2 separate regions of the Homo sapiens genome follow, and region 2 is linked to region 1. A link is a contact called in ENCODE Hi-C or POLR2A ChIA-PET data. All regions are on one chromosome and are shown on one strand. The core of a region is the stretch at or near the end of the contact, and the rest is flanking DNA. Distances in the headings are between cores, read along the strand shown. Region 1 has its middle 17 kb from the start of LBR. Region 2 holds the start of CCSAP (centriole, cilia and spindle associated protein).

Region 1 (5,071 bases), core at 856-3,355:
AACGGGCCTGTGGCTGTGATCAGACCCAGGCATCCTGTCAAAACAGGAGCCTGGGAAGGGGAAGCTCAGGGAAGGAAAGGGGCTCCTCTTGGGAAGAGCAGGGGTGCTGGAGGAAGAAACCCACCCAGTCCCCTTTGGGCCTAACTTAAGATATGCTCACCGGCTCTCTAGCACGCAGTTTTCCCCAGGAGGTCCCTTGGCCATGACCCAAAGTTAGGAACTAGGGGTCTGCGGACGCCTCCTCCTCCCATATCAGAATATGCTCTCCACCGCCTGCACGGTGGCATTGGCTTTCTGGAGCTTTAGGGCCAGCAGGGGCAGCAACCATCTTCCCACGTGTCTCAGGCTGACTGCACACAGCTCCTCTCTTTGTTTTCAGAAGCCAAAAAGAGCCAGGCAGGCCAAAGCGGGAAAAGGGGGGGCTTCTAGGAAACACCTGGGGTGGCTGGGCAGAGGTGAGATGTGACCCTGGCTAGCCTGAGGGCTCCCTGTGGCTTTCGATGGCCAGCCTGTGATAAAGCCCTGAGAACTCCATCTCCTGTGATTTTCCTGGGGTACTGATTTTCCCCTCCCTGGGAGTCTAGGTGTTTGTTTATAATATCCAAGAATGCTAATTGAGATCAAAGTGACTCTGAAGTTCACCCTGGGGGTGCTGCAGTCTGAAAGGTGTTTTGCAAAGACACGATCTTGGTTAGCCCTTCCCTGGCGCTATGCTGCAGGAAGCTTCTCACAGGGAATAGTCCACACTGTAATCTACCTCAGGCAGGTGTGCTGCTGGGAAACTCAGTTAATGATGTCTAATCTTTAAGAGCCATGGGAAACTCAGGAAGACCTAGCTGGACAGATACTACTCAGACATTTTCTCAAATAAGTGTGGCAGAGCCACTCCTCATCTGGTTCTTCCAGTCTTAGTTACCTGCCGAGCCAGGTGTGGCAGGTGTCAGGTACAGGGATCTGGGAGCTCAGAGAGCAGTAGCAGGAGCTTTAGGCTTCAGTTTTTTCTCCCACTTGATGGCCCCAGACGCCTTGGTGAAGTGAAATGCTCCCTGCCTGGGGCTCCAGGATGCCTTCGAGTGACTGCCTTAAGGTTATTGTGTTTTCTTGTGGCTACGCCAGGATGTTCTGCTTCACCAAGCATTTCCATCCTCAATCGTCATGTCCCTACTGAAACTCTGTGTTCTCTTCTCAAGCAATTTTCTGGTAAAAACATTTTCCTGGCTAGCCTGTAAGCATTGCTGTCTAGCTTTTGTGTTAGCACTGATTCAGATGGCCACTACCCACTCTGTGCAGCAGACTTTCAAGACCAAGCAGACTGATAGGCAGGCAGGAGGGTGGAGTTCTCTACCTGCTGGAATGCCCTGAGGCCCAGAGAAGGGATGGACAGGGCATCAGTGTCTCTCCCGTGTCTCTCTTGCCTTCAACCACTGACTCACCCATGTTGTTTCTCACTTAAGTTAAAACACACAGAGGGGCTGTTCTTAGAGAAAGTCTAACTCGGCTGGGCGTAGTGGCTCACGCTTACAATCCAGCACTTTGGGAGGCCGAGGCAGGCAGGTCATCTGAGGTCAGGAGTTTCAGACCAGCCTGGCCAACATGGTGAAACCCCGTCTCTACTAAAAATACAAAAATTAGCTGGGCATGGTGGCGCACACCTGTAGTCCCAGCTATTCAGGAGGCTGAGGCAGAGAATCGCTTGAACCTGGCAGGCAGAGGTTGCAGTAAGCAGAGATCACCATTGCACTCTAGCCTAGGTAACAAGATCGAAACTGTCTTAAAAAAAAAAAAGTCTAACTCTACTTTTGATCAAATTGTATTCTTGCAAACAATTTTGCAAGAAATTGATTGTCTCATTTTGATGCCATGATGACATTTTGGGAAATGTTTCCAAGTTGTTACAGTTTTCTAGCTGCCAGGACCTGGGTGCTTCCTGTGGCAGACAAAGGGTGACTCCGCGCATAGGGTGCCAAGAGGGAGGGCTCCACTCCATTCTGAACTTTTACACATCAGCCTCCTGCAAGATAAGCTTCCTGGTTTTCATATTACAACATGAACCAAACCGCAGAGGTTATGACTTCTCTGTGTTTTAAGCCCTGCCCACTTCCTGCTCACGTGCCTGGTCTGCAACGACCATTTATTTCAGGATGTGAAGTCAAAAGCAAAGCCCAAACAATAGTGAGCGGCTTCTGAGCCAAGCTCGTCAGCCTGCTAACCCACTCAGAACTGCCCCATCTTCAACATGAACAAGTGCTTCTGGAACAAATACCAGCCAATTTCACACAGTCCAGGCCTTTGACATGAAATACGGATCAGCTCTACATTTATGCACGACAATGTCGATTTGTTATCTGTTGGAGTGATTGTATACCTTCGGTGGTAGAACTGAGGTTCCCAGGGGAGCTATTAAGAAAAAAGCTTTTCTGGCACGGGTGCGGTGGCTCACGCCTGTAATCCCAGCACTTTGGGAGGCCAAGGCTGGTAGATCACCTGAGGTCAGGAGTTCGAGGCCAGCCTGGCCAACATGGTGAAACCCCATCTCTACTAAAAATACAAAAATTAGTTGGGCGTGATGGCGCATGCCTGTAATCCCAGCTACTTGGGAGGCTGAGGCAGGAGAATTGCTTGAACCTGAGAGGCAGAGATTGCAGTGAGCCAAGATCGAGCCACTGCACTCCAGCCTGGGTGACAGAGCAAGACTCCATCTCAAAAAAAAAGAAAGAAAGAAAGAAAGAGTTTTTCTGGCTAGGTGTGGTGGCTTATGCCTGTAGTCTCAGCTACTTGGGAGGCTGAGGTGGGAGGATTGCTTGAGCTGGGGGAGTTTGAGGCTGCAGTGAGCTATCACACCACTGCACTCCAGCATGGGTGACAGAGCAAGACCCTGTCTCGGGGGAGAAAAAAAAATGCAAATGCTTTCCTGACAGAACTAAGAGAGTTTGGAACTAGGGTTCTATAAAGTCAGCCCTGGTGTGGGACTTCTGTTATTACAGAGAGTACAGAAAGTGTCCTAAAAGGACAGCTGGGTGGCTGGGCATGGTGGCTCACATCTGTAATCCCAGCACTTCGGGAGCAGAGGTAGGCGGATCACCTGAGGTCAGGAGTTCGAGACCAGACTGGCCAACATGGTGAAACCCTATCTCTACTAAAAATACAGAATTAGCTTGGCATGGTGGTGCATGCCTGTAATCCCAGCTACTTGGGAGGCTGAGGCAGGAGAATCATTTGAACCCAGGAGGTGGAGGTTGCAGTAAGCTGAGATTGCACCATGGCACTCCAACCTGGCCAAAAAGAGCGAAACTCCATCTCAAAAAAAAAAAAAAAAAAAAAAAAAAAAAAGACAGCTGGCCAAACAGCAATAGGCTGATCATGTGTATTTAGCGCACATGGGCACAGCCCATGGCACCAAGGGGGACATCGAGGTCACAGATGAAAAGACTTGCTCTCATAGTGCTTACAGTTTATGAGCCAACAGCCACGTTAAGCAACAGCCTTCACTGGATATATAATTAGGGGTGGGGTAGACACTTTCTACACCAAAGACAACTCTTTAGGCTCCAGATGGGATTCCGGCTGCTCCTGACTGGTCTCTCTTAGTCCTTCATACATCACACACCGTGGACTCTGAGTTACACGCCACTGGTCTCTCTTCCCAGCTCAGCCACTCACTCCGTGTGTCAGCCGGAGCAGGTCATTCAACCATTCTTTCAGTTTCTTCACCTGTGGAATGGGGATAAATGGACCTATCTCACAAGGACATTGAAAGGATTAATAGAGCGATTGCATGCAAAATGCTGGCACCTAGTGGAGTTGTAATCAGAGTAGAAAGACACTATCATGCGTCTCTGTATTCCCAGATACTGGCTGGCCTGCAGCGAGCCACAGCGTTACCATGGGTGGGCCCGTGGGAAGGGGCAAGCATTGACCTAACTCCTCACATTTCCTTATTTTTCTCTCCCCTCTGTTATATCCTTTCTAAATAGTCATTCCAGGATATACAACTCCCTGCCCCTGAACACTTCTGTGGGGTGGCCTGGCTGAGAGCCCAGATTCCCAGGAGAGCCCTGCACGCAGCCAGCTCTCTGTCGCCCCCCTCTCAGGAGAGGCAGGTGGGCAGACCCTGAAACCTAACAGTCCTGAAACGCGCTGAGCATGTCCACGTTACCACAGCAGCCAGGTCACCTCTCCAGGGTGGCATCTTTTCTGCCTCCATTCTTCTTCTTCCTTACCATTTTTTTTTGGCCCTCCGTGTGTGTGTGTGTGTGTGTGTGTGTGTGTGTGTGTGTGTGTGTGTGTTTTGAGATAGAGTCTTGCTCTGTTGCCCAGGCTGGAGTGCAGTGGCGTGATCTCAGCTCACTGCAACATCTGCCTCCCGGGTTCACAGGATTCTCCTGCCTCAGCCTCCTGAGTAGCTGGGATTACAGGTGCCTGCTACCATGCCCAGCTAATTTTTTGTATTTTTAGTAGAGATGGGGTTTTACTATGTTGGCCAGATGGGTCTTGAACTCCTGACCTCGTGATCTGCCCGTCTCGGCCTCCCAAAGTCCTGGAATTACAGGTGTGAGCCAGCTCATGTGTTTGTTTTATGCATCCAATAAATCATGAGAAGGACAAAAAGACCACTATGGTGGGGAAATAGTGCCTGTCTTCAGTTAGCAGTGAGAGGCCAGCAGGTAGGTCACACAGACATGTGGCACCAGTTTTGAAGGGGGACATGTAACACAAGTCTTTGTTAGCCAGGATAAGTCCTTCTGCTGGCTGTGCCGGGCCTCACCTGCACCAGGAAGCCCTCACAGGGCTCTGGCATCCAGCAGGGTGCTCTGTGCAGGTGTTTTGGAGAGCATCATGGTGGAGGGTGTTCCTCCTTCTGCAGAGGAGAAGGCACTCATTCCCTGTGTCAACCGGAGCAGGTCATTCAACCATTCTTTCAGTTTCTTCACCTTCAGCATGGCAATTAATGGCTCAGAGGAACCTCAGGATAAAGTACCTCCTGATCCTGTCATGCCTGGAGTGATTCCCGTACAAATCAGTTTTTTTTTTTGTTGTTGTTGTTCTTTCTGTTTAGAGACTTGAAACAGAA
Region 2 (5,071 bases), core at 946-3,445, 3.9 Mb before region 1:
AAGGAATACCGGAGGCTGGGTAATTTATAAATAAAACAGGTTTATTTGGCTCATGGTTCTGCAGGCTATACAGGAAGCACAGTGTCAGCATCTGCTTCTGGTGAGGCCTCAGGGAGCTTCCAATCATGGTGGAAGGGGAAGGGGAGCTGTCATGTCACATGGAGAGAGAAAGGGAGTGAGAGAGAGAGAGGAGGACATGCCAGGCTCTTTTTGAACAACAAGCTCTCATGCAAACTAAAAGAGTGAGAACTCACTCGTTACTGAAGAATGGCACCAAGCCATGCATGAGGGATCTGCCCCCATGACCCACACACTTCCCACTAGGCCCCACCTCCAACATTGGGGATCAATTTCAACTTCAGATTTGGAGGAATTATCCCAACTATATCAGGAGGTCATCTTGAAACTTCCAGCCCTGCTGTCTCTCCATCAGAATCCAACTGCGGAGGAACTGCCCAGCTAACCCTCAGAATCATAAGAAATAATAAATCTTAGCTGTTTTAAACCACTGAGTTTTGGAGTGAATTATGCAGCAAAAGCTGAAACCGATGGTGTCCTGCATGTCCCATAGAACTACATATAACCATTTCCCCACCTTATTCAATCTTTATTAAGGCTACTTTGGTTGCAAACATCAGAAACCAACCCCAGCCAGCTTAAACAAAAGGAAAGTGCATTAGAATGTCCCTAATGTAAGTCAAGGAACAGAAAATAAAGTTGGGAAGGGGAGAAATCATGGCGTCCGCGGACTCATTAGCAGCAGGGTATCCTGGAGTTTCCGTCCAGAAAACTGCCATTAACACAATCCCGTGCTAATGATTGGACTAGTAACTTCAAGTTTTCAGAGCAGACGGTCTGACCCGCCCCATTTGGGCCAGTAGCCGCCTCTGAATCATTTAGCTATGATGAGGTGGGCGGTGGTGGTGGGAGGCAGGATGCGGACACGTAGAAAGTAGGTGAATTCGTGGGAATCCTGACGTGGAAGCCGTGAGCGCTACTCACGGCCTGGGCTTGCTTTTTAACTGCTATATATATATTTAGATTTTCCAAAAGTTTTTTCCTTTCAAATCTTTTTGCAGCTACTGTATCAAGGCTCTTTTTTTAAGAAAGGGAAAATAGTGCAGGACCACTTCTGAAACTGTAACAAATGGGGCAACGTTGTATTCTTCTGTACAATGTAACTGGATCTGTGAAGGTTTTTATTTTTTATTTTTTATTTTTTTTGAGACGGAGTCTTGCTCTGTCGCCCAGGCTGGAGTGCAGTGGCGCAATCTAGGCTCACTGCAAGCTCCGCCTCCCGGGTTCACGCCATTCTCCTGCCTCAGGCTCCCGAGTAGCTGGGACTACAGCCGTTCACCACCACGCCGGGCTAATTCTTTTTATTTTTATTTTTTTAGTAGAGATGGGGTTTCACTGTGTTAGCCAGGATGGTCTCGATCTCCTGACCTCGTGAGCCACCCGCCTCGGCCTCCCAAAATGCTGGGATTACAGGCGTGAGCCACAGCGCTCAGCCGGATCTGTGGAGGTTTTATGAGCAAAAAGGGAAAACAGTGCGGGGCCACTTTTGAAACTGTAACAAATGGGGCAACGTTGTATACTTCTGCACAAAGTAACTGGATCTGTGAAGGTTTTATGTGTAAAAAGGGAAAAGAGTGTGGGGCCACTTTTGAAACTGTAACAAATGGGACAACTTTGTATACTTCTGCACAACGTAAGTTAATCTGTCAAGCTTTTATGTGCAAACGAATCTCTGAGCGAGTGAAATGGTTTTGATCAAAATCTAAAAGAATTTGGGGAGTGTAGATATAAAAGGGAGTTAAAGCCAGAGTAACAGGTGTTGTGAACACAGAGAGGAAGAACCGGTAGGTTTCGAGTGAGGACAGAGAGTGTCGCCCCCGGCCGCAGCCTGGGGGGGCTGCATATCTGGAGGGATCATCTCTTGCCCCTAACTGACGACTCCTGCAGAGTGACGCGTGCCTGGGACAGCGTCTGCTGGGACCAGGGTGGACGGGCACCTCAAATAAGTGGGCCAGGGACCTGGGCCTGGGCCCCTCGGACTGGCAGGCACGCCCGCACCCCCGCGCCTCGCGCTCTCTACGGAAGCAGCCGCCCCCACGGAGCGGGCGGAGGCCCGGGGGCCGGGAGCGCGCGTGGAGGCTCCGGGACTGAGGCGGCGCCACCGCCTCCCGCCTGCAGCTGGAGCGCGGGCCGCCGCGGCGACATCTTGCTCAGGAGGAAAGCGCGCGGGAGAGCGAGCTGCGCTTTAGCTGCTGCGCCACGCGCGCCTCGGGCCTGGGCGCAGAGGATCGGCCGGGCGCGGCGGGAAGGAGGTAAGGCAGCCCCGCGGGACCGCACGCCTAGCTCAGGGGACGCCTCCGGAGACCCCAGGACCACCCGATCACGGGCCCCGCCGCTCCCCTCCCTCGCTCCTCCTCCCGCTCAGCCCCAGTCTCCTGCGGTCCCCTCGCCCCAGCCCGCAGCCTCCCTGCCTTCCGCCCACTGAGCAGCCCTCCTCGGCGGCGCGCCCCTCGACCCCAGCAGCCCCGGTCCCCGCCTCTGCTCTTGGTCCCGGCCGCCGGGTGAGGCCGCCCCCGCCCCGCCCCCTCCCCGCCCTCGCCGGGACCCGCCCCCTGCTCCCGTCCGGGCGGGGCTCCGGGTTTAAACGTCGCGGCGGGCAGGGCCGGCGGAGGGGCGGGGCGGCCTCTGTGTCGTGTACCGGGTCCCGTAGGCTGCGGGCAGCGAGGAGCGGCTGGCGCTCGAGGCGGCGGACGGCACCATGTCCCCGGGGAGCGGGGTGAAGAGCGAGTACATGAAGCGCTACCAGGAGCCGCGCTGGGAGGAGTACGGGCCGTGCTACCGCGAGCTGCTGCACTACCGCCTAGGCCGCCGGCTGCTGGAGCAGGCGCACGCGCCCTGGCTCTGGGACGACTGGGGCCCGGCCGGCTCCTCGGAGGACTCGGCGTCGTCAGAGTCGTCGGGCGCCGGGGGCCCCGCACCCCGGTGCGCCCCGCCCTCGCCCCCGCCGCCCGTAGAGCCGGCGACCCAGGAGGAGGCGGAACGGCGGGCGCGCGGGGCCCCGGAGGAGCAGGACGCGGAGGCCGGGGACGCGGAGGCCGAGGACGCGGAGGACGCGGCTCTGCCAGGTACCCGGCCCGGAGGGGAGCGCGAGGGGCCTGCACGCAGGGACGGTTTGCTCTAAGCTCTGAGCAGCTGATCTCTTATTTCTTGCGCCACTCGGGGCTGGCTCTTCCTTTTTTTTTTTTCGGTTGACAGAATCCGTCTCTCTTGACAAAATAGGGAAGGTGGCAGCCTTTGCCACCCTTTATTTCCTTAATTAGGTGGCTTTCGGTCGAGCCAGCGGTGAACTCAATTGAAGCGCCGCTGGCTGAGTCTGGGGTCTTTCCTCGCGGGCCTCTGCGGCTTGGCAAACCTCTGAATCCCATCTTATTTCTTGGCGAACCACTGAGTCCCATCTGCTTATTTCTAGGCGCCCATTTTTGATCAGAGGAGCCCCAGCTTTAATCAGATTCTCAAAGGTAACCCAAAAGGTTAAGAACCACAGAGCTAAGCTTTGTCTGATGAATGGGGCCATTGTTTTCCGTATTAACTCCCCGACCTCGCTACGCTGTCCCTAAAGAATATTTTGCATTTGTTTACGTGGAGTGTTGAATAACTTGGCTGTGAGAGCATCTTTATAAGTGCTAGGGCCTCTCCCCTTCCGTCCCTCCCCATCCTCCCTCGCCTGTCCAGATCCGAAAGCGCCGGTGGCGCTGCGCGTGTTTTCAAGGCATGGCCCCTTCACCTTCTTTCCTGCCCAGAGGCTTGCAGGGCTGGGGACCCAGTTGAACGCCTCAGTACAGCCTGGAGTAACCAATGGTTCCTTCCAGATCACTGGATTTTAAAAAGGCTCGAGTGAGGAAAACATGGAAAATGTATTGGGAGCCTGTTAGACATTCAGTCACTGATCTGGGAATATGTATGTTGTCATTTAATATTCAAAACAATCCCAAAAGAGACCATGTTGTAATCTTTTTTTTTTTTTTTTTTTGAGACGGAGTCTCGCTCTGTGGCCCAGGCTGGAGCGCAGTGGCGCGATCTCGGCTCACTGCAACCTCTGCCTCCCGGATTCACGTCATTCTCCTGCCTCAGCCTCCCGAGTAGCTGGGATTACAGGCACGCGCCACCACGCCCGGCTAATTTTTGTATTTTTAGTGGAGACGGGGTTTCACCATGTTGGTCAGGCTGGTCTCAAACTCCTCACCTCGTGATCCGCCCGCCTCGGCCTCCCAAAGTGTTGGGATTACAGGAGTGAGCCACCATGCCCGGCCCTAATCTCAGTTTTATAGATGAAAAAACGGAAGCTCAGGATCAGTGACTTTATTCATTTATGTGTTTATTTTTGTTTACCCGATTGCAAGCCAATCAGACTCTTCCTGGCTTCTCTGTGAGAGGCTGAGGAGGAGATGAAATTTCGGCTATGAGCCGGGTTGCTTTGCTCTTGGTTTTACCATCTTCAGCTATTTTCAGCTCATCATCGGAGGCAGGGCTGCCTCCTCCCATCATGATGTTACTTGTGAATCCCCACAAATCCTGATGCTTCAGTGATCACTGCTAGAAATGCAAATAACAGAAGGTGGAGGGGGTAGGGAACATGCCTTCCAGATTATTCCTGTGGGTACTGATCTGCTAGCTAAATTGAGATGTACTTTATCAGGCTAAATGGCTTTTCTCTCCCCGATCTTTTATTGTTTGTGATGGAGTTGTCAAATATTTGCATGCAATATAAATACAATTTTTAGGCAGCGTTGTGATATGGATGGTGCCTGTATTTACCAGCTCAGGTAAGCTCTGAGTTCATGATTATTTTGGTTTCCTTAAATATAGCGTCCTCTCAGTTATTTCTTCCCTGCTAACGTTTCTGGTTTAGGCATCAGGAAGAAGAAAGGATGTTTTCTGCTTTCAGGACTCAATCGCAGCATCTTTTGTTTTGCTCCTACCCGTAAGGCCCTCTTGACTCCTGTGTTGCTTGCACAAGATTAAATATCCTGGTTTTTAAGTGGATGGTTTTAAA

The links. A loop is a pair of places that touch in the nucleus more often than their neighbours do. ChIA-PET counts read pairs that join two places held with the same protein, here RNA polymerase II (POLR2A). Pooled maps may share reads with other maps.
Region 2: a loop to region 1 is called in a pooled map, with 2.9 times the contacts of the local background. The contact joins the promoter of CCSAP here to the enhancer-like site in region 1. A Hi-C loop is called at or near these places in 1 of 168 maps with a recorded cell type or tissue (CD14-positive monocyte) and 2 of 50 pooled maps. POLR2A ChIA-PET finds 5 or more read pairs at or near these places in 1 of 52 experiments (activated naive CD4-positive, alpha-beta T cell).

The regions. Positions count from the first base shown.
Region 1 is chr1:225,442,070-225,447,140 of GRCh38, reverse strand. No RefSeq gene overlaps it. Among named protein-coding and RNA genes, the nearest start is that of LBR, 17 kb to the right of the region's middle. RefSeq lists enhancers at 1-429, 430-990, 1,886-1,935, 2,436-2,505 and a cis regulatory region at 1,792-2,331. Within about 2 kb of position 2,105, at least 31 of the 41 ENCODE cell types and tissues checked have a DNase peak (open chromatin) inside an H3K27ac peak, as active enhancers do; they include CD14-positive monocyte, where a contact is called at or near this core.
Region 2 is chr1:229,340,171-229,345,241 of GRCh38, reverse strand. It overlaps CCSAP (centriole, cilia and spindle associated protein), which reads left to right and starts at 2,195. Exons shown (of 4, transcript NM_145257.5): 1 at 2,195-2,330; 2 at 2,729-3,143. The coding sequence starts at 2,777. RefSeq lists silencers at 746-1,040, 1,887-2,746, 2,947-3,146.